Regions from separate parts of the Homo sapiens genome. Here region 1 is linked to region 2. Evidence: chromatin loops called from intact Hi-C (ENCODE). Cell type or tissue: mammary epithelial cell. All regions are shown on one strand. Links, peaks and the distances in the headings refer to the core of each region. The heading gives the core; the rest is flanking DNA. Region 1 has its middle 24 kb from the start of TMPRSS11A. Region 2 overlaps TMPRSS11F (transmembrane serine protease 11F).

Region 1 (15,910 bases), core at 4,542-12,541, 86 kb before region 2:
AAAGGTTTCAAAGAACTTCTTGATTTCTGCCTTAATTTCATTATTTATCTAGGAGTCATTCAGGAGCAGATTGTTCAATTTTCATATAATTGTGAGGTTTTGAGTGAGTTTCTTAATCTCGAGCTTTCATTTGATTGTGCTGTGGTCTGAGAGACTGTTATGATTTCATTTATTTTTCATTTGCTGAGGAGTGCTTTACTTCTGATTATGTGATCAATTTTAGTGTAAGTGCCATGTGGTGATTAGATGAATGTATATTCTGGTTTTGTGTGTGTGTGTGTGTGTGTGTGTGTGTGTGTGTGTGTGTGTGTGTGGAGAGTTCTGTAGATATCTATCAGGTTCACTTGACCCAGCGCTGAGTTCAGGTCCTGAATATCTTTGTTAATTTTCTGTCTCAATTATCTGTCTAATGTTGTCAGTGGGGTGATAAACTCTACTATTATTGTGTGGGAGTCTAAGTCTCTTTGTAGGTCTCTAAGGATTTGCTTTATGAATCTGGGTGCTCCTATTTTGGGTGCATATATATTTAGGATAGTTAGCTCTTCTTGTTGAATTGAATCCTTTACCATTACGTAATGTCCTTTGTCTTTTCTGATCTTTGTTGGCTTAAAGTCTGTTTTGTCAGAAACTGGGATTGAAACCCCTGCTTTTTTCTATTTTCCATTTGTTTGGTAAATTTTCCTTCATCCCTTTATTTTGAGTCTATGTGTGTCTTTGCATGTGAGATGGGTCTCTTGAAGAGAGCATACTGCTTTTTCTTGACTCTATCCAGCTTGCCATTCTGTGTCTTTTAAATGGGGCATTTAGCCCGTTTACATTTAAGGTTAATGTTGTTATTTGTGAATTTTATCCTGTCATCATGATGTTAGCTGTTTATTTTGCAGACTTGTGTATGTGGTTATTTCACAGTGTCACTGGTCTGTGTAGTTCAATGTGTTTTTGTAGTGGCTGGTCATGGTTTTTCCTTTCCATATTTAGTGCTTTCTTCTGGAGCTTTTGCCAGGAAGGCCTAATGGTGATGAATTCCCTCAATGTTTGCTTGCCTGAAAAGAATTCTACTTCTCCTTCGCTTATGAAGCTTAGTTTAGCAGGACATGAAATTCTGGGTTGGATTTTTTTTCTTTAATACTGTTGAATATTGGTCTCCAATCTCTCCCGGCTTACAGGGTTTCTGCTCAGAGGTCCGCCGTTAGTCTGATGGACTTCCCTTTTTAGGTGACCTGGCCTTTCTTTCTGGCTGCACTTAACATTTTTTCTTTCATTTCGACCTTGGTGAATCTGATGATTGTGTCTTGGGTTGATCTTCTCATCGAATATCTTACTGGGGTTCTCTGGCTTTCCTGAATTTGAATGTTGGCCTGTCCTTCTAGGTTGGGGAAGTTCTCCTAGATGATATCCTGAAGTATGTTTGCCCACTTGGTTCTGTTCTCCCTGTCTCTTTCAGGTACCCCAATTAGTTGTAGGTTCAGTCCTTTGTTTTACATAATCCCTTATTTTTTGCAGTTTTTGTTTATTTCTTTTCATTCTTTTTTCTCTATTCTTGTCTGCCTGTCTTATCTCAGAAAGCTAGTCTTCAAGCTCTGAGATTCTTTCCTCAACTTTGTCATTCTGCCACTGAAACTTGTGATTGCATAGTGTAGTTCATGTATTGTGTCCATCAGGTTCATTATGTTCCTTTTTAAAGTGGCTATTTTTGTTATCACCTCCTGTATTATTTTATTATTATTCTTAGCTTCTTTGCATTGGGTTAGAACATGCTCCTTTAGCTAAGTGAAGTTGGTTATTACTCACCTTCTGAAGACTACTTCTGTCAATTTAGCCATCTTAGCCTCAGCCCATTTCTGTGCCCTTGCTGTAGAAGTGTTGTGGTCATCTGGAGGAGAAGCAGCACTCTGGCTTTTTTAGTTTTCAGCATTTTTGTGTCATATTTTTCTCATCTTTGTGGGCTTATCTACCTTCGATCTTTGAGGTTGCTGACCATTAAATAGAATTTTTGTGAGATCTTTTCTGTTGATATTGTTGTTGTTGCTTTCTGTTTGTTTGGTTTTTGGGTTTTGGGTTTTGGGTTTTTTTTGGAGATGGAGTCTCACTCTGTCACCAGTGTGGAGTGCAGTGGCACAATCTCGGCTCACTGCAACCTCTGCCTCCCCAGTTCAAGCAATTCTCCTACCTCAGCCTCCTGAGTAGCTGGGACTACAGGCACGTGCCACCATGCCCAGCTAATTTTTGTATTTTTATATACTCCAGACCCTAGTTGCCTTGGTCCCTCCCACACCTGAAGGTATCACTAGTAAAGGCTGCAAAAGAGCAAAGATTGAAGACTGCTCCTTCCTCTGGCAGCTCCATCCGAGGGGGGCACCAACCTGATGCCAGCTGAATGCTCCTGTTGGAGGTGTCTGGAGACCCATGTTGGGAGGTCTCACCGAGTCAGGAGGAAATAGATCAGAGACCTGCTTAAAGAAACAGTCTGGCTGCTCCTTGGCAGAGCAGGTTTGCTGCACTAACTGCCTAGCCTCTCCAGAGCTGGCAGCCTGGAAAGTTGAAGTCAGCTGAACCACAGAGATGGCAGCTGACCTTCCCCTGGGGCTCCATTTCAGAGAGACCTCAGAGTTCTGTACATATAAACCTGGCTGGAGTTGCTGAAATTCCCACAGGGAGGCCCCGCACAGTAAGGAGGGATGGTTCCCAGTCCCTCTTAAAGAATCTGTCTGGCCACGATCTGCAGGGGAATAGTCCATCTCAGGCAGTCTCCAGCTGGCTGCTGCTGGCCAGCTCGAATTCCAAGCCAGTGGGTCTTAACTTGTGAGGTGCCGTGGGAGTGGGGCCTGCAGAACCATGCCACTTGGCTCCCTGTATTCACCCCTTCCTAGGGGAATGCATGTGTGGATCTCTCACCTTGCCATAATTCCTGGGTATGGAACATGCAAAACTCCTGGATCTCTGTGAGTGCCAGTTAGTGCAGTTAGTTACAAGTATTTATTATAAATATGAGATTTATTTACATTAAAAGTTTAGTGTTCAAAACCTGTCTGTTTATATTGCCTACAACTCTGAGAAATGAAATTATGTTGGATATTTTGGAAAGAATGCTAAGGTAATTCTTTACTCCCTACTCCAACAACCTTGAGATGTTTATTCAGGGTGAGGAAACCTCTCTTCTTCCTTCAACAATTAAATACAAAGATACATCATTGATTCTAGTCTAATCTGAAGAAAATGTACTGGAATACAATCTGAAAGTGACTTAGTACATGATATTGGGTGTTGCAGAATTCCTGGGTCATAGAGCATACGTTTGTGTAATTCGACTAAAATGTACTGCTACTACTAGCATTCTGTGAAGGTTCCACATCCTTGCCTACACTCAACTTACTCCCTTGGTTTATTAGGTATAAAGTGATGCCTTAGTTTTGTTTTAATTATATTTCTCTGAATACTAGTTATTTGAGCATTTTTATATGCTTGCTAGCTTTTTGTTTTTGTAAATTTCCTTTTCATGTGCTTTACTCCTGTTTCTACTGAGATTACTGTTTTCCTAGTTGATTTGCAAGGTTATTTTGTATATTGTAGATATCAGTACATTGTCAGTTTTAGATATTTTAAGTATCTTCCTCAATTCTATCCTTAATGTTAGTTTGTTAGTTGCATAACAGAAATAGTCAAATATGTCTTATTTTTGCCTTACATTTAATACTTTCTATGTTTTGCTGTAACAATCTATTCCTTATCCTATGTTGCAAAGATATTCTTCCTTTTTTAATATTAACATGATCAGTTTTTCCCTTCTTACTTAGGTCTCTAATCCATTTTTGGAGTCTGCCTTTGTGCATAGTTTTAGGTAAGGTTCTATTGTTGTGGTGATCCTGAAAATGTGTCTCTTAGAATATTATTGACAGGTGGCTCAACTGCTGTGCTTTGAGCCCAAAGCTGCACTCACACTGCAGCCACATTTCCCATGAGCTCCTCCCAGCCTGTGACTAAGCACAGGAGGGTTTTTAAGGTAAGCCCATTTCTGGGAGATGTGGAATTCCTTTGATGAGTAACTTTGACGTAAGGACTCCCCAAAGGCTTGGCCAAATCTTCTTAAAACTGCACTGCAATGTGGAACTCTTCCTACCCAACTGTTTTTACGTCCTTCTGTACTACACAAGGATCAGAGCTGCATGGCATTCTGAAGTGTCTTTATGACTCTTCCAACAAGCATACTTTTTTCTTCACATATGTTTTCCTTAATAATTATCTTGCACCTCAGATTCCATCTTGAGGTCTGATAGAGTGGTCTTAGAAAATCTGGAACTGATTAGCTCACCTCAGTGTGTGTTGGGCAGAGGATGCCATGCTGAATGGCTGCAGGGCACAGATAATCCCAGGCATAAGGTGGCAGGTGCATTGTTAAAGATTTCACCAGCAGTAGCCCGGGAAAACTTTTTGGTGCTTCCTGATAGAGGGGACACCATTGCAGGTAATAGTTCAGACAGCTGAAAGATAGGAGGGAAGAATGCCTCTTACAAAGATATTGGAGTTGGCTAGTTACTGTTAAATTGCATTGTTGTCCTACATAGGGATAAGGAGAAACTGAAGGCCATTTAAAATATGTTAAAGGCTAAGCATGAGAACCAGTTACAAAAAAGCTTTTATTTCATGCAGAGGAAGAGTAGACACAGCCAAGCAGCAGGCTAAAGATCTAATAGTTAGATACCCAGAGTTTGAATGCTTAGTCAAAGCTGATCGGCTATGCTTTGGTCAGGGTCCTAATTGGGAAAACCCAGGAACTTGAAATATAAGATGGGTCAACTGGATTGATGTCTTTCGGGATGTTGGTTCTGCAGACTCCCTGAAACCTCAGAGTTTATAGAAGTAATCACTGTCTCCTTAGTAAGAGCCAGCTCTTCTCCCCTGCTGAAAGATGCTATAGAGCTGTTTCACCCACAAGGCAACAGGTGCTCCTCAAGAGATATTCTTACCTCCTCAACTGACAACCAGGCCAATGGCTCAGCTAGTAACATGCTGGGCTTGAAAAGATAGAAAAAGAGACTATGTACTAAAGAACTGTAAGAACTGGTGCGTATCTATTGGCTCCTGACATTAGGTTTTGAGGGTGGTTGATCATGGAGGGGTGAATGAAAGACTGGATAAGTAAGAATTCATTGACTTAGGAGCACTTTCTCAAGACATGGAATTTGACAACCTAGCAAAAACCCAAGGAGCAAACCTGCTAGGGTGGCTCTTAGCATCCTGGAAGAAGCCATATCCAGGATTGAATACAGATGAAGTGTCCCAGTTGCCTTAGAAGACAGCGGAGAAAGAAATAAAGAGGCTGAGGGAAGTGGGCATGTCAAAATGGATATATTATGTGAGGCCAGAAGACCCACCAGGGCATGTGTTTCATCAGGAAGCCCAGAGGACATATCATTTATGAAAGTCACTACAAATGAGCTGGTGAGAGGAGCTTGAGAATAACTAAGAAGTTCAATGATGGCTCTCGTTGCAGATGGAGGCTGCAATAAGGGAAGCACCTACAGTCCTGAGATTGTCCATAGGGATGATGGAATCCTGAAGTAATAGATGCAAAGTGTCAGTGCTAAACTGCCAAAGCCAGGAACCCACAGTGAGCTTTAACAAATGGCAAGGTTGGAGGGACAGCTATGGAAGTTTTTCCCACAAAGAATTGTGGAGACAGTTCAAAAAGTATGGTGTTTTTAGGGGAAAATAAACAGGCAGCTAGCCAGCATGCTGATTAACATCTACAACCAAAGAAGAAAAAATGCAAAAATGGAAGATCAGGAGGCTCTAGGTGATCACCCCAATAGAAAGCCATGATCCCTTTCTTAGTTCTTAGACTTGAGGCAATTTTCAGATCCAGAATCCATTGGCTGAAGAGGTGGCCAAGTCCCTAGGAGGAAGAACCCTGTTACACCATGATAATTATATACAGTGATGATTCCCTAAGTGCTTCTCCAAAGGGACCTATAACTTTTTACTTACTGGGTGACTATACAAAAGGCAAAGGGAATACCCAGATATTTCAAAAACTATTAGAAACAGGATCTGAGTTGATACTGATACCGGAGACATATAGCATCATTATAGCTCCTGTTAAGTGTGAAGATTTATGGGGCCCAATTATGTCCTGGATTTGAGATTCTAGGTATATAGTTCCTTTCCTTTAATACTTTAAAAATATTACTTCAGTGACATCTCATATCCAGTATTGCTGCTGAGAAAACTGATGTCCTATGCTTCTTGTTTCTTTATAGGTGAACTGCTTTTTCTCTCTGGTAGCTTTTATAATGTTTTTAATTTAAAATCCACTTTAACATATCAAGGTATGGGTTTTTCCTTATTTCTTCTATTTGGAACTCTATAAGCCTTTTTTATATACAGTTTTAAAATTTTCTTTTATTATTAAAATCTTATCTTCATTAGTTTTTAAAATATTTCCTCATCTCAATTTTTAATTTTTTTCTGCATTTGAGAATCTTGTAATTGGGATATTGGCATCTCTACTTCTCTATCTTTCATATCTCTAATTTTTTAAAATTTATTTTTATATTTTTATCCTTCCCTTCTTCCTTTCTGAGAGAGTTCTTCAATTTGAACTTGCAATTCATCAATTTATTTTTCCGTCATAACTATCCTATTATCTATCTAATCAACTGTGCTTTTGTATTTCAACTCTTATATTTTCCATGTCTAATATTTTCATTCTGTTTTTATGCATGCTTCTTCTTGTTTCAGATGATTAATGTGAGCAATGACAAATAGCTCATATCTTCCCTTATATCTTTAAATACTGATATAATATGTATTTTACATCCTTTGTTTATACTAATGCTTCTGTTTCAGAGGCTATATGTTTTCTTGTCTATTGTCTTTCTTCTGAAGAAGTTGTACCATTTGGAGTTTATTTATTTTAGACTATGATTTCATGTTTCTCCAGGAGCATCAGCTGCTTTATCAGGCAGCATGGGCTATGGAAGGGTCAAAGGGCAGGTGTTTACTTGTGTCAGTCAAAGTGAATTTAAGGAACAGATTGGGGATGAATCCTAGGGTAGAGAGTCCCAGAGCCCACAAAACCTATTATTGATCATTCTCACTCATTGACTTTCTATCAGTTGACTTTTCCAGTGGGAATTTCACTGACAAATTCTTAAGAGTGAAGCAGCACTAGAAGGAAGAAGGTTCTTTTAATTTTAATGCAACAGCCCTGGAGATGTGGAGGGTAAGGTGAGAAGACAGTACCTGAAAGCAGCTAATTAGTGCTACCTTTTCCAGAAACTTCTCTCCTCAGCAGGCTTTTTCTCCTGTCCTTTCAAAATTGGTGGTCTGAATTGCTAAGACTAATTTCTGGTATGATAAGAAGGTAAACATTGTCTCAAAGCAATGTAGGGCAAAACATGGTGTTGGGAGATGTAAGAGAAAAACTTAAAAAGCCTTTCTCTTAACTATCCTCTCATTCTACTCTAGACTTCAGCCACCTACCTCCCTACACACTCTATCTAGTTCAAGTTAGCTCCAGTCTCCTAGTTCTGGCCTAGAATCCAGGTTTACTTCTTTCATCTGTAGTGTGTCTAGGGTTGATTTGGAGAAAGGAACAAGTGTCCTATGCTAGTACACCATTTTTATAGACATGAAAGCCTATGTGTGTGTGCATATGTATGTACTTACCAAATGATCTTATTTTTGAAATGAAAAGTGTATAAATCATTTGTTAGTGAAGATATATATTTATTTATTTAATAAGTCCTTCATTAGTGAATAGATATATTTATTCATGTTTGTATAAATGTAAATAATGTAAACGGATATATAGAAGTTTAAACTTTGATTTGCTTAGGAGAAAATCAGGGAGAGATTGTTAGAATTTTCTTTGTTGGGAAATAGCTCACATAACTTTGTAGCTTGAATTACAGTTGACCCTTGGACAACATGGGGGTTAGGGTTGATGGCCCCACATAGTCAAAAATTCATGTATAACTCGCGACTCTCTCAAAACTTAACTATGCATAGCCTACTGTTGAATGGAAGCCTTTTTGATAAGACAAAGAGTTGACTGACATATATATTTTATGTTATGTGTATTATATACTGTATTCTCACAATACAATAAGAGAAAAGAAAATGTTATTAAAATCTTAAGGAAGAAACAATATATTTACTATTCATTATGTGGAAGTGGATCATCATAAAGGTCTTCCTTCTCATTGTCTTCCCATTGAGCAGGCTGAGGAGGAGGAAGAAGAGAAGGGATTGGTCTTACTGTCTCAGGGGTGCCAGCTGTGGAAAAAAATCCACATATAAGTAGCCCTGATATGGTTTGGCTCTGTCCCCACCCAAATCTCATCTTGAATTGTAGTTCCTATAATACCCACGTGTCGTGGATGGACCCAGTGGGAAGTAATTGAATCATGGGGGCAGATCTTTTCCATGCTGTTCTCATGGTAGCGAATAAGTCTCATGAGACCTGATGGTTTTATAAAGGGCAGTTCCCCTGCACAAGCTCTCTAGCCTGCCACCATGTAACACGTGCCTTTGTTCCTCCTTGCCTTCCACCATGATTTTGAGGCCCCCAGCCATGTGGAACTGTGAGTCCATTAAACCTCTTTCCTTTATAAATTACCCAGTCTGGGGTATGTCTTTATTGGAGCATGAGAACAGACTAATACAGGTCCAGTGCAGTTCAAATCCATGTTGTTCAAGGGTGAACTGTAAAATAAAATATATTTTTAAAATAACATGGACCAGGGGCCGGGCGCGGTGGCTCACGCCTGTAATCCCAGCACTTTGGGATGCCGAGGCGGGCGGATCACGAGATCAGGAGATCGAAACCATCTTGGCTAACAAGGTGAAACCCCATCTCTACTAAAAATACAAAAAATTAGCGGGGCGCGGTGGCGGGCGCCTGTAATCCCAGCTACTCAGGAGGCTGAGGCAGGAGAATGGCATGAACCCGGGAGGCAGAGCTTGCAGTGAGCCGAGATAGCGCCACTGTAGTCCGGCCTGGGCGAAAGAGAGAGACTCCGTCTAAAAAATAAATAAATAAATAAATAACACGGACCAGCAGATGGCAGCACACTGTAACACATTTGGTCAAACTTTATTGCTTCTCCTGAACAACGTGAGTCCTAGTGACCTGCTATTTCCACATTTGCTTGATTTAACTACAATAAAATGACATTAATGGATTATGCAATCCAATTCTTGTTGTATTTGGGTTGGCTGCTTGCTTAAATAGTCATCTGTGGTTTTTAATCTGCGTGGTTTTTAATCTGTGTGACTAAGTCATTCTGATGCTCTTCCATCAGTTGTTACTCTCCCTTGGTTGCCATTAGCATATCTTCCTGGCTTAGAAGAAATACTCTCTTGATTTAAAAAACAACAAAACCTCTTTTTGATTCTTTAATATCCTATTAATTAGAGAAGTTATTTCATCTTTTTCTAAGGTCAGTTGAAAATCCAGTTTCTGACCATTTCAGCCTCAACTATGAGTCTCTGGTGGCCCCTTTTCCACTAGTGGACTGGCGCCACTAGAGGAAGAAGGGTCTAAAAATAATGCTATGCTTGGCCAAACACAGGCCCAAAAGAGTATGCTACTTTAGACAGCAGCTATCAAAAACACTTTATGTGGTTTTGAGAAAGGAGACTTACATACGATTGTATATTCAACGGCTAGAATACTCAGTATCTGACACATAGAGGTTTAAGAAATGCTTGTTGGATGAATAAGTAATTAGGTAAGTCGGCGCCTTGAATATTTTAGGTCAGTGATGTCCAATACAACTTTTTTTTAATGATGGAAATGTTCTATATCTGTGCTGCCCAAAATAGAAGCCACTAAGCCCATGTGACTATTTTGTGCTTAAAATGTGATTAGTATGACAGTAATGACAAAATGTGATCCGTATGAGGAAATACATTTTATTTTATTTTATTTTAATCTAAATAGCTTCATCTGGCTAGTGGCTCGCACATTGGATAGTGTAGCTTTTAGTGCTTAGTGATGTTATGCAATTCTGTATGCTCCACTGTTAAGTGTTAATGGATGATGATGGGCTGAAAGCTGAATACATAAGCCCCCTTTTTGAATAGTGTCTGTCTACGCATTCTGAAGATATTAAACAGAGAACACTTGGTGCAATTATTCAAGATTTAGGCATTTGACAGATAACTCCCTATATATTCATGTATATTTGCCTGTAGGAGCTCAGCCTTCAAACAGTCTTCTTTCTCTAACTTTCTCTAATCAGGAAGATCAGTTTCCAGATGATCCTAATTTGGCTAGGATGGTATAAATATGAGTGTGGTCATACTAGGCTTTTTTTTCCCTAGCGTTTTCAATGCATCAGTATTACAAAAGAGAGAGAAGAAAAAATTTTCCAAACTCATGTAAGGAAATTGTGAGCGCATGGTTTTTAACAGTGATTTTTTTTTTCCTATTACTATTGATCCCATAGCAGTATTTCTTAACTGGGGGTGATTTTGCTCCCCTAGGGACATTTGGCAATGTCTGCAGTAACTTTTGGGTTGCAACTTGGTAGGGGAGTACTACTGGAACCTAGTATGTAGAGTTAATGAATGTTGATAATATCACAATACATAGGACAATCCCTTCCCCTCCCCCAATAAAGAATTAACTGTGACAAAATGTCAATAGCACTGAGATTGAGAAATCCTGCATTGTAGTGATGACTCAAACAGATGAATTTGAGTTTGTTGCCATATATATATATATATATATACATATATATATATATATATAAACATACACAATATCCTATTATGTGGAGCAAGAGAGACTCAAAACCCCTCAAAAGATGTTAGCACAGCAATTATCTCACTAACTAAATTAATTTTAAAAGGGAGGTGGGAATAAAGGTTTAGACACTCAGAGTAAGTGTGAGTTTTGTTAAATACTAGTCCACAATCATGTACAAAATATGCAATTAAATACATATAAAAATGACTTTAACATAATAATTAAGCAATTCAAAAGATGTTTTCTTGAATATCTAAATATTTTCTATAAATAGTAATCTGCAAAAAAAATGCTGGCCACCTTTTTCTAGTAAATGTAAATATTACACAATAAGGTCTTTACCAAAATCTTATCAAATTGTTTGTGAATGTCTAATTTTATAATGGCTTCTCATGTAAGTTGTTTATAAGTATCTAATTTATATTGATTTCCCATTCTGCAGATCCCTTAACTGTTCTGAAGTTTGTTGAAAATTGTTTAAATAATACATTAAGATAATTTAAAAAGTGAAAAGTTTACACAAAGATTGAAACGTCTCTCATTTTAAAGATGAAACTGAAAGTAGCTCTTTCTCATTGAATCCTTGCCTTTTTTCCTTTCAACTTAAAAATGCCAAAAAGGCTGCCTTTAATTTATGAGTACATAAAGGCATTTTTACATAGTTCAGAGCAGAATCCTGTACAAAGCAATATTGCCAGTTCTCTTGCTGCCTGATCCAGGGATTAATTGCTCCAAAATAAACATCAGTGTAATTGTTTAAAGAGACTAAAATATACATTACTGAGTGTAAATATAAATGTCAATCTTTTTCAAGTTTCTAAGAAAAGTTAAATGCACATCTCAGGGCAAAGGGGAATAGATTCACAGTAGTGTCATCTCTTAAGTCCTAGTTTCATGCCTAGTGTCCCTTCCATCATTTGTGTTAATGTTGGTGAAAATTAATAACCTTGACTTATCTAGTCCAGTGAACCCACACATTCTTAATGGGGAATATTTGACAAGAGAGACTAAAGCTGTGGAGCCATCAGGTACAGGAAGTGTGCCATTTCAGCGAAAAAGTAGAGAATGCTTAGCCAATTGGTACTTATCTGATTAAACTGCTGGCTCACTCTGAAAGGAATATTGTATGTCTTAGGAAAAGAAAAATGAATAAATCAGAGACACTTAGCAGCAATGGTAGATCTTTGTGTAGTTGAAATATCTTCTGTGCTCACAGGAGCAAAACACTTCAGATGATGTGAAAGCAAGCCTGCCTTCTTCATGTTTAAGGGGAAAGTCATCAGATCACACTTTTTTGGATTTTGAACTTGATGATAATACACATGGTGGCACACGCTAAACACACTTTTTCTAGAGACCACACATGACATTTATAATTTGGATTTGAGATGATTGTTGCATTAGATGTTAGTTTTAGATTTAATCCAGTCCCAATAATGAGTCACTTCGGTATAAAGTCCTGGCTTGTTTTATTTTCCACAGTCTATTCCCCAGCTTACTATTCCAACAAGGTACCAGGCATTTCTATCACGTGCAATAACCAGAGGACCTCCAGAATCACCCTGGAAAAGAAGAAGAAAACAATACGGTCAATGTAATAAATAAAGGGATGTCAGAAATGGGTTAGTTGGCATCTGAATGTCTAATAAACTAACACTTTGGATTGAAATATGTAAAATCATTCTATTTTACTTACCATTAGTGTTAATATGATAATTGAGCTTATTACTTACTCCCTGTTAATGCCTTCAGGTAGAAGGTAATGTGAATAAAGCTAAGATTTCAGGTTTATCCTTGTAAAATTTTTAGTTTTGCTGTCTAAAATTTTTAGTGTTAGTTTAGACAGAGCAAAACTAAATTCTGTGACACTAGGCATGAGACTAGGAAAGCTTAACTAAGACACAGGACTATGTTCTATGTCTTACATAAATGATAACTTCAAGACTCAACAAACAAGTCATCTCGTCCATAAGCCTCTCCCAGATTCATGCCTAGTGTCTCTTGCATCATTGTTTCTGTTAGCTAGAGGGAGTCTCTGGCTGTGAATTTGAATCTCATCTTGTTCCACTCACATTAATTGACAGGAAAGTGTCCTGGATATCATATCACTATGTCTCAGTAGGTTTGAGAGGAGCAACATATGCAAAGGGCACACCATGCAAATATGCGCTATTTATTGCTGAAAATATTCTGCTCCCAAACTAAGGTGGAATCCCTAGCCCTAGTGGACTGGTCTAAAGTCATGAGGACTTCCCTCTTATCTTTAAACCTTGGTTTAGACAAATGATTTTAAATTGATCTTTTAACAATGTACCTATTCATTCAAAAGAACACTATGTGGAAGTCATTATAGAGTCTTTAAACAAGAGAAAAAATTCTGTTTGAAGAAGACATGGGCTTCTAGAGTCTTGTGCCTTGCCTTTAGCTCCCTTCCCTTCCATTTTCTTGACATACTTCTTGATCTCCTACAGTGTCGGTGGACAGAGTGTGAAAACCTTGGTCTACCAAAAGAAGTCCTCCTTAGTTCCTTTTCCTTAGGCCCATATCCTAATTTAGGTCCTTGGTATTTTACTATGCTAGCAGCGAAAGGAAGCAAGGGTATATGAACCAGTGGAAAGAGAGATCTGCTTTTACATAGATTTATTTGTGTTTCTCTTTTAAACCATGTGATCTAGTTATATCTTGGACCACCCACATTACTTCTCCTTCCCCCATGAAGGGAAGTGAGTGGAGGGAGACCATGTATTCTAGAACATGTAGCCAAACCCTCGCCTTTCATTTGTTTGTTTTAATTATTTGTGTGCTATATTATTAGATTGTAAATTCATTGTGGATTCATTGTGATTTTAACAAATGCTTATGTTTCCTTCAGTAACTGCTACAGTATCTTGCAGTTGACAAAAAGTGGAATGAATAAGTGAATATTTATTACCATCACATGACAGACAGCCAATGGCAGCTCAACAGCGGCGCCTTTGCATATAAGAAAAGTGCACATATATATCAAATTCTCAAAGCCATTCTTAATTCTTCAAAAAATCACTAAACTGTTCCCAGTTTCAAATGCTACAAGTTAAAACTTTTATTATTTTATTGGCTTATTTTTAGTCCTTTACATAGCCAGAATTTAAAACTTATATTCTCCTAAAATGTTTAATGCTTATATTATTTATTTAATTAGTTTCTAAATGTGATCTGTGAGGTAACACTTTACTAAGAACAAATGTAGATAAATATGTACTTTTTTGTTTTGTTTCTAATAGCATAATTATGTCTGGAAGTATTTAGGTACCTGTGGGACCTGTGGGACCTGTGGGACGCTGCTTCACTGGCCATAGATGTAGCTGCAGGTCCCATCTTGCAGTGCCTTGCAATTAGTAGTGATTAGATACCTAACTGTTGTTATGATTGTGGCTTGAAGCAATGATTGTATGGCTTACTGACTTGGTTTCTACTATCCGCTTCCAGTATGTTTCTCTAATGAGAGTCCTAATTTGTAGCTGGTGACCATGATTTGGGGATAGTTCTCCTCAATAGGGTGTTAAATGAGAATTATGTCTTATGATTATTCCACTCCCTCATTTTACAATCTCCTCCACAGGTTAATTTCATGCAGTCATGTGAAGTGATATTGTTCTACAGTCAGTAAGGCCATTCCTACTAAACAGTCATTTTTGTGGATTTGAACCTATTCTTACCTTACAGGCATCTAGTTTTCCTGACAAGAATCCAGCACATATCATTCCTGATGATACATACACATGAACTTGATTACATATATCATTACTTATGATCTCTACCTCAACTTCCCGTAGCATATTGGGAAAGGGACCTGAAAGAAAGAAAAAATAAATAGATGAAGAACTTCTACATTGCTGCCATGATAGTTAATTGTGTCTTACAAAGAATGGACCAGTGATAAAACCTAAGTCTTGAAGTTGTAAGATTCTGGACTGAATGACAGTGCTCAGAATCAAGTTACATTTATTGGGTGGCTTCTATTTACTAGGTACCATATTTGGTTTGTTTACTTCTGCTACCTTATTTAATCCTTGCAGCAGCCACCAAAGAAAGACATAAATATTCTCTTTTTCAGTTGAGGAAACTAAAGCTTACCTGGTTAGGAGTCTTATCATGATCACACAGTTAAGGAATAATGTTAGAAGCTTTTTAACTTGATGTGATCTTTGTAAAACCAGAATATTTCTTACCACCTGGGAGAATATGCTACAGCTTACCTTAACCTTACTTGGAAATCTTCATTACTTTACAAAGGACACAGCTATTTTGGGAACCGTGAATCCTGAGGAAAAGCAGCATAGAACACTACTGTACTACCAGATTTAACTTTAATACAGATGCAATGCTATCACTTCATAGGAAAAACCACGCTTACTCTGATAATAGCTTCACTTGCTATCCAAAACAAATACCAGAGTAAGTAACACATAAAGGTAGCTTATATTTTATTAACTAACCACACACTTATTGATTGCATGTAACATTGTTTTAACTATTATATTCTTCTCATTTCTTTAAAATAGGAGCAACTTCTATTTTAAAGACTGTACTAATCTTTCATATAAAGACGGATGCTTTGTTTACAACAGGGTCAAAGAATTGAGAGGATAAGGGAGGGCAGTAGTACTGATTTGAGCGATGAATTAGCGTAATTATGTGCTTAAGGGCCTTGAATTTAGAAGGAGCAGATATAAGTTTGAACACTATTTGCACAATTTACAAGCTATATGTGACTTTGGGAAAGTCGCTAAGCATCATTTAACTCACCTGTGAAAAGAAGAAAATAATGCCTTGCTCAGACGTTTATAAGTTAAAAACAATGAATATAATCAGTTATGACAGTAGCTTGCCTCATATTCAGTTCTTAAAAAATAGATGCTATTAGACTAAATTGTAGAGATTAGGGTATATACTTAAGATCCTCAGGGTCTTAAAGCTGCACTTTAAGGTTTACGTTGGATGGAGAGAAAGTTAGAGCTTTTATAAGGAGAGATCTAGGTTTCTGGGGATTTGGCCATTCGCTGTCAAGAAAACTAATTGTTTTAAAATGAGTAAATTCACTCACCTAAGATTGCCAGTCTTGCTGAGAAACTAAGTCCAGATTCTCTACAGTCATTAAAGATTTTGTAGGGT
Region 2 (15,910 bases), core at 2,838-10,837:
TTCCTTTAACTTCACAACTTCCCTCAACTGTCAAATTTGGTCTGATCCCTTTCATTTAAAAACTTCTTAAAAGCAGTTTAAAAATTTACTGCATCTAATCCTCCTTCCATTTTCTATTGAATCATTCCCATCCCTATCACATTAGAAAAACTTCTTTTATCAAAGTCACTAGTAATCTCTACTTCATCAAGCTCAATGGGCAATTCCCATGTAGGTCTGTGAGTACCCAGAGCCTGCACTGGACCTGCTGAAACAAGTATTTCAATCGCCACAGCCTGTATTCTTCACTAAATATTAAGTTGGAATTCTGGATTTGTTTATTTTTAATTTACATAAAGAGAGATCAGTTATAAACTAAAATGGAAGACACTCTCACAAAAACAGAAGTGCAAAGATTGGAGGACTGTGTGAATATGAAAAAATTAGAAAATCTTCACAAGTGAGTGGGACTCAAATTTGCCCATAAGGCATAATGCCAGTTATTTCGGTAGTTGTAAATACACATATATAAGTGAGTCCCTTTTCTCTTCTTTTCTGCGAAAAAGCAACAGATAATCACCTTAGTATCTTGGAACCATCTGGGATGTTACCCTTAGAAGGATGATAAAGCACCTCTGAGAATCACCAGGGATAGGCTCCTTTAATAAGGTGCAGGGTGCAGAAGTAGTGCCACTGGCCAGGCAAAGGGTCTTTATTTAGAGTTTTGTCTTTGAGAGTTTAGAAGGAAAAGCTTTCTGTACCATGATGGTAAAACCTCAGGGAAGAAAGATGGTGTGTTCCTGACCTCTTGGGGCAGTAGGGTGCCTATGTATGTCTCTGTACATGAAGTGACACAGCTGAGTTTTAAGAGGTACAACCATGAAAGCCCAAACAGAGAGATTTTGCTGGGCTGTACATAACCAGTCTTGAATACTGTGAGGGGAGTAAGACAAGGTAGCAGGTCTCTCCCACCTTCCACACACTTTTCTGGACCATACAGGCCTGCAGGGTTCCTAGAGAATGCAATGAGAAGTGAGAACTTCAAGAGGGATACCTATGATTCTTTTCTTATTTGTAAAGTGATGGCAATGCTGACAGTGGAAAGTTAGAGGGATTAATTGGAAAAAAACAAAAGTAGCTGACTTTCTTCTTGAGTATGTAAAAGAGATTAAACTTGTTACATGTGTAATAGTCTTCACACTAAAATAATCTACATATTATTTTATATAATATATAATAGGAAAGACAGCACTAGGGTCATGATGATAGAGGAAAATCTGTAAGAACTACAAATGACAAAAACTAACCATCATAGATAGGGCATAGGGGAAGCATAATCCATTTAGGGGACAGCTAGGTCTACCCTGAATGGAGCAAAGGTTAAACTGGAGAGACTGGACTCTTCTGATGCGCTAAATCAGTGGCAGATGAGGACTGTGAAAAGAAGGCTCACAGCAGCCTTGGTTAACTTACTTCCAAAAGCAGTGAGCTGCTGTGAGCAGCCATGTGTTACTGATGAGGCTGGCTCCACACTGATGGCCTGACCCTATGAGCTGGAGGCTGGCCTGCCATGGCCATTCCCCTTCCATAGCTGTTTCCCTTCCTTGGACAATTCTTTGAGTAGAAGAGGATGCTGGTAATGGCATGTTTGAAGATGTCATCCTTATTCCACAGCCTGCCACAGAAATACATGATCATTCATATTCATAAAAAGGAGGAAAAAAGTATATTCTGATTTGCTTTGGTTATAGACAATCCTTTGTCCCTGCTACCATGTGAACCATTCATAGCACTCAGCCTTTGAGCTTATTTGATACAGGTCTTGCTGATCCTACTGAGGTTCAGAAGAAATGTTTACTAACATTTCAAGGCATTCAGTCCAGGAATTAACTTCTATCTCTCCTTATAAAGCATATATAGATAATTCATTGAGCACCAAAAATGTATAGATCCTCTGCTATGTGTCTTAGATGTATTTATAGAAACATACCTTTTAGATGAGAAAATTAAGCCTTGAAGAGGGAACATTGCTGGCGGTCACCCAGCTGGTAAGTGACAGAGTGGGATACAAAATTAGGAGGATCCACACCAAAACTAGTAGCAGTATCCTTATTACTGAGAGAGAGCCCAATACTAACTGTAGGTCATGATTTTCCCTTAACTAATGACTAAAGAGAATCAATTTATTGTGTTTGCAAAGCCCTGTATTTTAACAGATTTAAACACTATCGACCTTTTTGGTCTTTTAAAACTTGAAAGGCTAGTTTAAAAAAAAATTCTTCTTCCCTGATTTCAAACCCTCAATTGACTAGATTTCAAGTCAATCTTAAAAGAGAACTTAAAGTGTTACAACATTTTTAATGGGCATGTTTGTCCACAATAGACCTTAACTATGTACCAATGCTGGAATGTGGGGTGCAGGGCAGGAAGAGCAAGAGAATGTACATAACAGATATTTCAATAAAAATGCAAGCAAATTAAAAAAAAATTAAAGCCTAAATGTTACCAGTTTAAAACACTCTCTTGAATTGTTAGATAATATTAAAAGTTATTTATAATGAATATTAATATAATATCTAGAATATTATGTAAGGTGTTTTTAACCACATCTCGTAGGTCATATAAACTTAGAATTGTATTTGGTATAAATTTATAAATTTAAATACTTAAATGCTAAAAATAATAAAAAGACTAAGTGTTCGGTTTACAAAAATATAAAATGAGTCTTAAAAAGCTTGGTAAACTTTACTGCCAACTTTTCTATAACTTTTTTCATGATCTTTTACTGTGAAATAAACAGTTAATTGTGGGTTTTGGAACTTACGACTGTTGAGAAGATTCCTCATCTTTTTGCTGTCAATAGCTGGAATAAGCAAAACATGAATTAGTTGGCAGAAGAATATATTCCCATTTTCATGTTGTGTTGTTCAACTGGTCATTAATAGAAATGTGAATTATCTAAAGCATACATATTTCAAGAGAATATGAGATTTTTCATAATCAAGTCATATATAAATAACCCTTTACTCTGATTTTATTTTTGGTCCAAATTGTGTAATTTAATTTAAAATTAAATCAGAGAGCATTTTATTTCCTGATTTTGCTCAGGAAAAAGAAACAGAAATTAGGAAATTAGGAAATAATAAATAAAGATAAATGTCCCTGACTGCTTTCTTTGGGGGCTCCAGTATAATCTGAGGCAGCAACCTCCAATTCCCATCACAGTTGGTGTTTACCAACCTATATGGTTTAGGCATATTCCTAATGGCCAGTCAGAAATGGTAGCTCTATGGAGCTAAATGCATCACAGACCCCTGAGGGCCCAATTTCAAGGCCCTGATCTAACAGACTAGGAATTTAGTCAATGCAGGTTGATAACCTTGTCTCCCTGAGGATTCTCTCTTGTGAATGGCTTGGATGGTTGTGGCTCAGGCAGCAGGCACTAGAGGCATGAAGTTCTTTCACATACAACCAGTCCAGAGACTCCAGCCATACACAAACTTTCACTTCATTTTATGTTTCCCTTCTGTGACATCTTTTTTCCCTTCAAATTTATTCATTCATTTTCATTATAACTCAGCTACATTAGATGTTTGTTGGGTTAGTGATTGGTTTTCTGTTTGTCAGTGAGAACATGGGGAATTACAGTGATTTTATTAGAAACATTGACTTCTCCCCAAAAAGGGATGCGAGCCCCAATTCCTACTAGAGGTTTCATGGATATGTCTATTTAACAAAATACATGTATGTGGCAGAAGAAAACATACACAGTTAAATCTTCATTATTGAGCATGGTCAGAGAATTTAGTTATTTTGGTATTAAAACAACTTGTATCATAAAAAATCATTGTATGTAACCAACAATGCCAAAATTTTTTAATAAATTATACAATAAGAAACTCTACAGCTGTAACAACTCAGTAAACATAATATAATGTCACTTTTGTAATGGATATTTTACTTTAGGATATATGATTGTGGCTTAGGCACAGTTATATCATCAGGAATTGAGATTTCCACTTATAGAATGCTGGAAAATACTTTGTTTTACTTTGGAATATAATTGATTAACAATCAAGGTGGATACCGTACTCTCCCTTATTTCTAATTACTTCTTGAGAATGTAACAATATTTGTGGGGATTCTATCTCAAAATATATTTAAAGAACTTTCCTGATTTCTAACAACAAAAGAATTAACTTTAGATAACTTGTTTCCTAAATAAATGCATGACTATTGGGAAGGGAGAAGTCTTTTGGGTCCAAAATACAAGCCCCTCTCCCATCTTTTTTTGTATTAAATTAGAAGTAACTAAACTTGGAAATACATAACAAGAAGCAATGAAAGGAGCTGGAACATCTATCACATGTGACATGTATGCTAGTGTTTGAGGGAGGAGAAAGAAAATAAAAAGACACAGGTCCTGCCCTTGACATTTAAAATTTTATTTGAAACGCATTATTTTACTACCTTCAATTACATATTGGAATAGAAATCAGCTCGGGTTCCAACTAGCTGTAAGGTAGTTTGAATTTTAGTTTCCTAAACTTTTTGAACTTCCTTTTCTTCCGCTTTGGAAGGAAAACAAAACAAGAACTTTCCTATTTCAATTCATGAGCAATAAATAAGGAAGTGATGAAAAATAGTTTTAAGTTGGAAACAAGCTAGAGAACCTCTTTACAGTTCATGTCACTGGCTCTTCCTACAGGGGTAAACCTTCATGAAGATGTCTTTCTTTGATACTGTAAAAAATAACCCCCAGAAATGATCTGTAAAGACCTCTGTGAGTCACAATACCTGTGTCTAATTCTAGCCCCAAGGTTTGCTAATCCCATGTCTCACATCTTCCTTGAGTCTCAGCTTCTTTACCTGTAAAATGGCGAAAGTAATACTTACCCTTTGGAACTTTTGTAAGGACCCAATAACATATGATATGGAAAAAAGTTTAGAAAGCTTATTAAAAGCCCTAGTAAAATATGAAAAAAGAAAAAGTTGTAATACTAAATTTTGCCTCATAGTGGAATTTTATTTTAGTTTTATTCCATGCTGAGATTTTATATATATATATATATCTTCCAAAAAAAAAATATATATATATATATATATTGCTTACAAAAATTAAAGAGGGTTGTAAGAGGAGGGAATGACAAAAGTGGCAAATAAAAATAAAAGACTTACGTGTGAGTCTAAATGATGGTTTGTTTATGGTCAAAGACAATTGTTTGGTCTTCAAACTTTGATATAAAGCCTTTTCAATTTTTTTCTTGATTTGTTCAGCACTATCAGTAGATGGGTATCGAAATATGAGCACTATAAGAATATCCACACCTTGTTCATCTGGACTGAAGAACAAAAAAGCAGATAAAAATGGCATTTATCTAATCATTAATGACTTTAACTTATTAGGACTCACATTAAACTTAAAAAACATAATGCATGATACATGTGCATACCAGATTTTTAAATTATCTCTGGATACAGAGATTAAAAATGAGTGTATAATAACCAGGAAGTGTTGGAAGCACTGTAGAAGAAATAAAGACAACATTCTGGAAATACTGGATAAAATACCTACCTGAAAACAGTTGTTCACTGTCCTTACTTAGCTCATAGTTTAGAGGGGTTTGCGGGCGGAGATGTTGGTGAAATCATGCTTTATACATACTTAAAAGGCTTGCTTTTTAAGGCATTTTGAACAAAAGCTGTAACTAATGTCATTATTCTTTAGAAGTGGTGTGACAGGGAGGATCCTTTTGTTTACCAAACCTAGTTTCCTTTGTCTCCTGAGCATAGAGGTAGATTCCATTTCCTGGGCTTTCCTGAGGTTTACTGAAACTTTCTAATGAATCTGGCCAATGAAATATGGAAAGAAATAATGTTCCCCACTTCCAGGTCTGGCTTCTAATAAAACCTCTCATGGCATTTTCCTTGCTCTCACTCTTCCCTTGTCTGCCAACCAGATGCAGAAGATCCAGTGGGCAATTTCATTTCATAATCTTGATTGGCACCCACACCCTTGCCCCAACTTCTGACTCTTTGGACTGTACCATAAAAAGGAAATAAACCTTTACTATATTAAAGCACTGACATTTTGGGGTCTGGTGGTCTGTTAATAGATAAATGATTAAAGAAAGCAGTTATAAAAGAGAATCATTTGATAAACAGTTCAAATATATAAATTTAAATTGTGATGTGCAGGGTTAAAAAGCCTCAAGAAATCTTTTCAGAATGAATTTAATTTGAGAGATAAAAGAAAAGAAGGAAGGAAGAAAAGGAGAAAGGGAAAGAAGGAGAGAGGGAGGAGAGAAAAGTGGAAAGGAGAAAGGAAAAAGTCAAGAAGGTATGAAAGAAAGAAGTGCAAGAGAAAAAGGAAAGACATGAAAAGCCATTTTAAACTAACAATAAACATGCACTGTCATGAAAGAAACACTTTACTGTGGAGAAAGTCATTGTCTTCTGGTGGAGTAGGCTTAAAATGAGGAAAATGAAAAAGACGTTAAGTTCTACTTAGCCCCTAGCTTAAGAGACGGGGGGAAGAGGGAATGTTAACTGTGTCATTCCCCTGTTTCTTGTGTTTGTTTCCTCTTTTTGTATCCAATAGCTGAGATTTTCTTGTCACAAAGCACCTTACGACTTTCTATTGTGATTGGGAAATAAGTAGGAAACCTTGGGCTGCTCAAGATTTATGAAATCTCTGTGTTGCTGTAAAGACTTGCTCAGGGCAGCTAAGCAATTAGGTTCATCAAATACCTCATCTTAACAGTATTAACTTGAAATTATAAACCAAATTTACATACCTTAATTTGATAACATGAGATTTGATAAATCGACCGCCTACAGAAGAATGTCGAAATATCCTAGACATCTGATTTTTAAAAAATAAGTATTAGTCTTCAGAACTTAAAAGTAAAATAAAAAAATAATTTTTTAAAAGAAGTATTAGTCTTAAGAAAAGTGTTATTCCTTGTCTTATCTAGAGACTTGGGCAAAAAAATAAAAATAAAAAAGATTTTCAGCTTATTCCCAGTCATGTTAATGGGTACACTGACAGTTGTAAGACTAAACCTGGGGTCTAATCTTTGTGGAACCAAATAACCACAACAAAATTGTTCAACTTTGCTAAGCCTCTGTAAAATGGGATAACAACAATATCTGCCTTATACAGTTGATTTGAGAATTAAGTGAAATTATGTCACATATTTTACACCTTGTCTGGTATCTACTAAGCTATTGATGATAGTTTTAAATACTGTCAAGTAAATTAAAAGTACATGCTATTTTTTAAGACAGCATCCCTATTTCTAAGAAAGCTTACCTTGTTTGCTGCACTCATCCCAAATATGGCATCTCATCCAGTATTGATAGAATTTGTTGATTTCTTAAATGATTATGTCATCACTAGACCATTTGACATGACTTGAAATGACTTCTGCCATGTGACTCTGACACCCTCACTTGTTAGTCATCTCTATGAGAGACAGGATTTCACAACTGGTACTATGCTTGGGAATAAGTTTCACCACACTCTTATACCATCAGCATTTCATTACTTAGCTTTCCCAGTCTAAGCCATTGGAAATTTTTCAGTATTCAGGAAACTGATTTCATAAAGGGTTCTGATTCCAGCTGGCTATTGAGGCACTGCCTTTTTGTCAAAAAAGCACTGGGCTAGCAGGGTGCAGTGGCTCACGCCTGTAATCCAAGCACTTTGGGAGGCCAAGGTGGATAGATTGCTTTAGCCCAGGAGTTCCAGATGAGCCTGGGCAACATGGCAAACTCCATTTCTACCAAAAATACAAAAATCAGCCAGAGTCATAATCTGGTCTCAAAATAAATAATAAATAGATTAAAAAATTTTTTTAAAAAGCACTGGGCTGAGAGTTATCAGTCGGAATAACAGGTCAATGTAAGTTTACATAAGATCTATTTCCATGGTAAATTTTGCCCCCAATTTCTACATCCTGTCAGAGTAGGGAAAGTCTCCCTCCCCACAAGATTCCTTCCTCTCCCTGACTCTTCTAATGTAGTAATAATGCCCAGTAGACTTTACCTCCTAAATGTTAAATCCACTTTCCTTGATTCAATCTCATTGCTATGGTCTCAAATCAGCTCCTTAGAAACTTGTATTTGGGCCTTTGCAGCAGCCTCCTCATGGCATGTTGATGTGGTTCTACCCTATCTTCTGTCCCCTCAGTTGTTCCCTCCGAATACTGCAACCAGGATGATATCTTTAAAATGCAAACCTGAGTATATTAGACCCTGCCTCAAGTTCAATATTTCCTTCAACACAATCTTACCCCTTCATTGGCCCCTACTTTGCCCCATCCCTACCTTCAAAGTCTCTCTCTCTGTCTGTCTCTCTCTCTCTCTTTCATTTTAAGGTGTTTATTTTGTAAAAGCTTGTATGGCAATATCCTAGACAGGACTTGAACAGGTACTTAATATATACTCAGTGACAAGATTAAGCACATTAAGAGAAATAAAAGAAAACTAGGTCACCAATAACAGTTTATAGGACAATGAACCATTTTCCTGGAAGAAGAAAGATATTCAACATAAGAAAGAATAGGCTGGGTGCGGTGGCTCACACCTGTAATCCCAGCACTCTGGGAGGCCAAGGCGGGTGGATCATGAGGTCAGGAGATCGAGACCATCCTGGCTAACAAGGTGACACCCCGTCTCTACTAAAAATACAAAAATTAGCTGGCCATGGTGGTAGGCGCCTGTAGTCCCAGCTACTCGGGAGGCTGAAGCAGAAGAATGGCCTGAACCTGGGAGGCGGAGCTTGCAGTGAGCCAAGATTAGGCCACTGCACTCCAGCCTGGGCAACAGAGTGAGACTCTGTCTCCAAAAAAAGAAAAAAAAAAAAGAATAAAGAACACTTACAGCAGGAAAAATCAAATTTACATACTTAGAAATTATGTTACAGTTAACAGACAAAAGTTTGCTTAAAGTTATACCTCCTTTCTTGATTTCCATTAAAATAACACAGTTTCTCAGAATAACCATGGAGACATCACCTTTCCACCCAGAGTTGAGAGTAAAACCACTGTCCAAATAACAAGGTCGCCTTCCATGCTTAATATAAGGCATATAATTACCATTTCTAGTTGAAGGCTGGTGATAATTTTTCTGCTTTAACTATAGTCATTGAAAACTGTTATTAAAATTCCTGCTAAAAGGATAGCAATAGCAACAGCTAAAGCTATTCCACAATAGAAAATCAACTGTCTCAATGTCAAAACATCCCCAACAGAGGGCACTGCATATTGGGTGTTTTCTTCCATTAGTTGTGTGATCTGGCACTCTGGTCTGACAATATCAGGCAAAATCACTCCATCGGTTACTTCTCTTTCTGGGATAGGTAGCTCTATTGGGGTAGCTATAGTCTCTTTGTACCCTTTTAGACTAGTTCAAACCTGTGCCTGCTCTGCAACTCTACTCTAGTTTATTCTCAAGATGTACACTAAAGAGAAAAGGTTTTGAAAGACACGCTCAATCCAGACCAGAGTCCTATTATCCCAAGTTTAGCAGCAAACATCAGAGATACTCCCATGGGAAAAGAAAAAAGGTTTTCCCATAACCAATGGCAGTCAAGATAGCACCAATCTTCCATTTTCCTGTGCCTCTCATGACTCCACCAAAGGTACCTGCAAGTGCATCAAATAGATGAAGACGAGCAAAAACAGGCATCACTTGGCTCACAAAGGGAAATAATATCGTTGTCAATGGTAAATACATAGGCAACCACACCCTTCAAAACAACAGTAAAACACTTGCTGCAAGTGTACACACACTGGCACACAGGAGAACAGTAAAGTGGGAACACCAAGCCTGCTCATGATTCCTTGTTCCCACAGCATTACCCACTCATACGCAGGCTGCCACACCAAAGCCAGGGGGCAACCATGTAGACTACAAAGGCCAGTTCACAGATGATGATGCCCTGAGCTTCCAGCTCTGTCACATTAATCAGTCCTGCAAGAAGGGTTCCAATTAAAACAGTCTGTCACTCAATATATACCATGAGCATACTGGGATAGCCAGCTGGATGTAGGAGCCCCACTCCTGGGAAAAGTCCCTAGTCCAACCTCCCCAAGTATTGATATGAATTTGTTTTTCCACCACATGTAGAGGAAAAGAAGTGCAGAAAGGAAGAACTGGGAAGTGATGTTGGCCCAGGCAGATTCTAACCCTCTAAGTTCCACAGTCTACAAGCAAGAGTGCATTAAGGCCCACATAGACTGCATTCTCTGTGATTCCAGTGATAACTTAAGGCAAGTTGATGCCCTGACTTTTGTAAATATCTCCTCTGCAGCCAGAACAGGAATGCTGCTGGAAGAGCAAGAATGAAAATCATCACATAAATTTGGGCCATCCTGGTGATGTCAGGATCCACTTAAGAGCAGGAAGATGCTGTCAGTATTGAGAAAGATGGCCCAGCAAGGAAAACAGCACAGCATCAAGATAAGGATTCCTCTTTGAAGTATGGTCCCCACACATTTTAGGTTCTTGCCTACAAAGGATTGGGACATTAGCTTGTCACAAGGGGAGGCTAATCCAGTTGTAACTGAAGTACCAGTACGATTCACAAGTGTAACACTACTCAACTTGACTGCCCAGATATCCACAGAATATGAGATGGATGATGCAAATAAGAAAGATCATCAACTGTGCAAGGAACACCAGGCTTTGAGCAAGGGCTGCCAGCTCCTGCAGCCTAGCACCTTAGGTAGTGGGCGGTGTGCCGGCAGACTCCACGCCATCCCAGATGGTAGCCAGGGCTCCATGCCATTGAGTGGAGAGGGTTCCGTGGCAGCCAGGATGAGCACGTTGGGAGATGGAAGACGGAAGCGGAGACAGGAGGCTGGGCTGACCTGCCCTGCCCTGCCCTGCCCACTAACAAACCCACTACAGGCACAGCCCTCCCAGGAAGCGGTGGATGGTCCCCTGGCCTTTGGCAACCCCCATCCCACCCTTACTCCCACCTGCTTAACTCTTTTGTAACCCCTCCCCTGATCCTGGTCCAGCTGGAGAGGGGCCAAAACCTCTTATCTACTGATTTAATTGCCTTTCCTAATCACAGTAGGCTGGTTCACACCTCTGTGACTGTGTACATTCATTTTCCTCTTCCTACAACTTTTTTCCCCCCTGGCAAATTTCTTCAATTACAACCTTACCTTACTTGAGAAACTCTAATGACAATTAAGTTAGCTCTAACTTGCCCTCCTCAAAGTTGAACACTCCTTTATTTGGGCCACCTTGTCATCTTGAATATGATTTTATTACATTAATAGCAATTATCACACTGGTTTACAATAGTGTCTCTCTCACTCTACACTATGAACTGTGGTAAGGCAGGGAGTGTGATTTATGTTTATATATCCAATGTTCCACACATTGTCTGGCCCACAGTAAACACACAAGCCATGTTTGACAAATAAATGAGTGAATGAATAACTGAATTAATGAATTAAGAATCAACAATATGGTAAAGGGAAGAAGATGGTAACACATTGTTTTATCTGCAAATTGTGTTGCCAAGTGAAAGTAGAAATCTGTGGTTATCTGCAGAAAGGTGGGACCCAGGAGGCCCCAGTAGTGACCTCACATATTTGGGTCATTCCTCAGGTTTGGATCAGTTCTGAGTCATGACACTTACAATTTCACTAAGCTTCTCTGAGCCCATTTTATTTCCATCACTCAGGGAACAGGGAGAAAAGGTGATTTTTGTATCTCTAGCACATCTGATTAATGTCCTTTGAAATTCTGAACTGTGTACATATGACACTTTGGGGAAGGATTAGGAGTCTTATTATATTAGAGTATAAGAAAATATCAAGATTCAATTCAAACTAAAATGTGATATTAACAAACCATAGTCCCCCAATGCATCAACCTCTATTTAAAAAATGGCATATTCTGGTATAGTACAATACTGGTGTGACCTTTACTAAAAGCTTACAAGTATTAATTCCATACTGCATGGCAGGCATTGGACTGATTCTTTTGTTTAAAACTCACACTACCTTAGGAGGAAAAGTATCATTCTCATCAGCTCCATTTGATAGATGAAGAAACTGAGACTCAGGATATATAATCTTGTCTAAGGTGGCACAGGAAGTGGTGGCTCTGTAATATGAACCCAGGGAAGCCATCTTTAGATCTTGTGTTAAGCGCATTAAGTGACTTTGACAACCTTGAATTAATTACATATTTGAAGCAGATGTTAAAGTTGGTGGGAGACAGGCAGGTAGGAAGGTCATGGTGAAAGAAACCCTTAAAGAAGCCCTCAAAGGCATCTTTTATTTCCTGAATATAAATCTCCTAAGAGATAATCTCTTCAGAGATTGTTTACTGCTTCTAAGTTTAACAGGGGTAGGGGAACTATTCCTCCTCAGATACCTAATGATTGTTATAACTAGTTTCTGGAAAGTTTAACTCATATTTACTTTTTTCTGTTGGAAACTCAGTAATATAATGCTTTTAATGTGATCCAAACTACAAAAACTAATTGTATCCTTTCCCTTTTTACAGTTCAAACCTAAGAATAGATCATTTTACTAGAGATTATTCTATATGAAACAAGATAGTGTGCTCATGGTAAAATGGGGGAAAAAACTTCACCCTAAAATCAGATACCAATTGTAGTCTTTGGTTTGAACTCCAGCATTAAAAAACAAAATAACATATTTGAAACAATACTTATGGCTCTAACTAATTAGCTTCATACCACCCAGGTACTGTTTTTGGCAAGTCTGAGCTCACATCTTTCCTTTGGTTGTGAACTAAATGCAGATTAAGTCCTCAAGGAAGATCAGTAGTTACTGTATGCCAGGTAGGGAATCCCTTTTGAGGTTCACCCATGAAAATAATCAGGCAGGTTATGCAAATTTCCTGTTACTGTCAAGGGAATATGTGCCAGCAGAGGGCAAAAACACCAACAAAACTGATTCTTTTCCTCTTTCCTCTCCAGGAAAGCTTCCTGCTGACTCAAAAGGATTTTTCTTCTTCTGAACTCCTATTATGGGAATGGATGAAATCACTTACAGAGCCACAGAAGGAAACAAAGCAAAGCCAGGATCATGAGTTGGATTATCTGGAGGCCTAGGCCAATGGGGAGTTATTGCTTGCAGTCACTGATCAAGCAAATAAACTTTTCCTTCTTTCTTATGAAATTTATTTAAGAAGCTGAAATTACTTAAATGATAATGAGTTGTGAGAAAAGAATTGTAGTAGATATTTGTTCTCTATCCAAATTGCACTGAGTGGGGAGGTGTACCCATACCCCAGCTTCGAGAATTGACTGATAACAGTTCACACCTGCACTTCTCCAGAGAATTGTCCTTGTCTGACCTGAGCACCTTGTTTAGTAATGTCTGGTAGGCTATGCTCCACCTTCCCTGGGCAGATCCACTGGTCTAAGACAAACAACCCAACCCTCTAATTTCTGGGAAGAATCACCTCCGTGATTAATCTAAGCTCCAGATCTCCCAGAGAAATCATGCTGAGGCTACATTTGTGAAACTACATTTTTATCTAGCTTCTTCCTTTGCCCTTTCCTGCTGTCCTCACTTCCTTATGAATTTTTTTCTGAAAGATCTTGATTAATAAATTATTTAATCAAGATCCCCCAGTCATAAGTTCTGTGTTTTGGAATATAACCTATACAAAAATAAATTAATTGGTACTAGATAATGCTCCGCTATGCATCTATTTCAATGTCTATTCTTTGGAAGTTCTGTCATCACACATCCCCAAGTTTTAGATAAGGTTTTTAGCTAACAGCCAGGAAAAGATTCAATAAACTTAAAAGAAAAAGTGTTTTTAAATGTAATATTTTTTGTCTCTAAAGAAGTTTTTGTATTGCAAATGTTAATCTCTTAAAATAGAGGGGAACGAAGAATGAAAAAAGAAATATTTTTAAGATGTCCTTTTAAAACATAGTCCCTCAAGCTAGTTGTTGTAGTTTTAGAATATAAAGAGCCCAGTAAAGATGGTTTCAGTGAGAAGCTATTATTAAGAAATGAGACTAGAAAGTTTTGGAGTCAATATCTGTAGCCTTTTGATACTGAAAATTCTGCATAGTGGATGGGAGTCATGAGAATTTTCCAGTCTTTATTTTGGAAATCTCTTACCTATCCAACTATAATAACTGTCATGTCATTTATAGTATTATCTTTTTGGATTGTCCTGAGCATTCAGTTCCAAAGTGAAGTCAATGTATCATAGAACATATGGAAAAATTCCAGAACTCATGTTTATATTTATTTTTATCTAAACAAACAATTTTTTACAGCATTGGCTTTGAGGTGTGGAATCTTAGCAGAAGTACATTAATTACTGGATGCTCCCAAGGGGAAAATGGAGACCAGTCTGTTAGAAAGATTGCTTGTCCTAGGATATGTACTTGATAAAGTATTCCTGCATTCCATTTAGTTAAGTAGTGATACTTCACACATTAATTTTAAGTAATTAATATTAATTTAATCACACGAGCAAGTCTCAGTATGTAAACAATTAGTATCTTGTTTTAATTACCAGACTAGTCATTTTTTTTAACTTTGGCAAAAACGATGGAGTACTGTCAAAATATAAATCCAGTTTTTAAACAAAACAGTTCCACACAAACTCTACCACACGTATGGCTTTCATATGGCTTTTGGGCATAGAAAGATGGTAGAGACAGACAATCTTCAACATTTTTGCTGAAGAACCATGATTTAAAGTATTAATATATCATTAAAGTGGATATGTTTCACTCACCTCCTCTCTTTGCCACCAATGAAAAATAACTGAGAACTTGTTGGGGGAGTGGCAAGACGGCTGCCCAGATACAGCCAGAAAGGAACTTTCCCACTGAGAGAGACCAAAATATTGAGTAAGCCAACATACATCAAACAGATCTCTGGGAGAGAAAACACTCAGAGTTGATAGAGAGGCAATGCAGACACAGAGGCTGAAGATGAGGAAGCTGGCAACCCTATGTGGTCTTGCTGGATGTTAGGACTAGCTCCCGGCCCTGAATAGCAACTAGGGAAGGGGTGAATGAAGTGACTGTGAGGCAATTCACTCTTGCTGGGGATCTCTAGGATCATACCTACAAGAGATCCCACAACCCCCATAGATACTTGAATTGGCAGGGGGATCTGCCTCGAGAGTAGGCAGAGAGAGCTCCTGCCTGCATGGACCCCAGAGGGTTTTGCACGTGAGGCAGCTACAGCAAAACATGGCCACAGGAACCCATCCTCCAAGGCTCTCCCCCTTCCTCCAAATAGCTCTGACCTCTGCTGACCGCAGGGCCAGGAGAGAGCAGTGCTGCCTTTCTCATGAGACTAAGGTGTGTCTCTTCTGTACAGCTGGCTGTCCACCAGCCCCTCCCAAGGATGCTACCTGGCTGCTCCCACAAGAACATGCACACAGCAGAGCTTCCACTGCCCAGTATGAGTGCTTTACTGGTTTGCGAGCATATCTGCTCCCCAAGCAGAACCAGTCTCCAACCCCATGAGGCCAGAAGATAAAGCTGCAGGCTCAATCTCAACCCCGTTGGGTTAGAGCACATAGTTCAGGAGTGCCAAGCTGAGATCTGTGGCTGGTGCTGCAGCAGGGGAAGAGCCCCCACTCTCAGAACACTGAGAAGAGTGAGACATGGATTGATGGGCTGGTACAGAAGCTGGTGTGCCTCCCTCTACAGGGATAATCCAGAAAGAGTGTGGCCTGTCTGACAGCCACTGCCTCTGCCCAAAGAAGCACCACAGCTCTGGACACCTAACAGCCCAGTGATCTGGGTACAGAAGGCTTGGGACAAAACCAGCTGGTTGGGCCAGATACTCAGGAAGCAAACAGAAGGAAACTTGGGTGAGGGAGAACAAGCTGGGCAGGCCCCACAGCTATCTGATGGGCAAAAAAACTGTGAGCCACGAGCACCACA

What was found. Hi-C counts contacts between places; a loop is a spot of excess contacts. Peaks named below come from ENCODE experiments on the same cell type or tissue, not always from the same donor. Only the 100,000 strongest peaks of a DNase experiment are listed, where the experiment ranks them.
Region 1: a loop joins it to region 2, with 2.6 times the contacts of the local background. A loop is called at or near these places in 6 of 110 quality-filtered maps.

What each region holds. Positions count from the first base shown.
Region 1 is chr4:67,979,528-67,995,437 of GRCh38, forward strand. It overlaps the pseudogene TMPRSS11GP. Among named protein-coding and RNA genes, the nearest start is that of TMPRSS11A, 24 kb to the left of the region's middle. In mammary epithelial cell, for the core only: a CTCF peak has its summit at 9,082 (motif pointing right); a DNase peak (open chromatin) is centred at 9,184.
Region 2 is chr4:68,067,166-68,083,075 of GRCh38, forward strand. TMPRSS11F (transmembrane serine protease 11F) reads right to left here. Exons shown (of 10, transcript NM_207407.2): 4 at 6,777-6,844; 5 at 5,158-5,321; 6 at 2,804-2,842; 7 at 1,453-1,654. LOC550113 (a long non-coding RNA gene) reads left to right here. Exons shown (of 3, transcript NR_046116.1): 3 at 5,940-6,068. It also overlaps the pseudogene LOC100420693. Among named protein-coding and RNA genes, the nearest start is that of TMPRSS11F, 55 kb to the right of the region's middle. In mammary epithelial cell, for the core only: a CTCF peak has its summit at 9,225 (motif pointing right); a DNase peak (open chromatin) is centred at 7,456.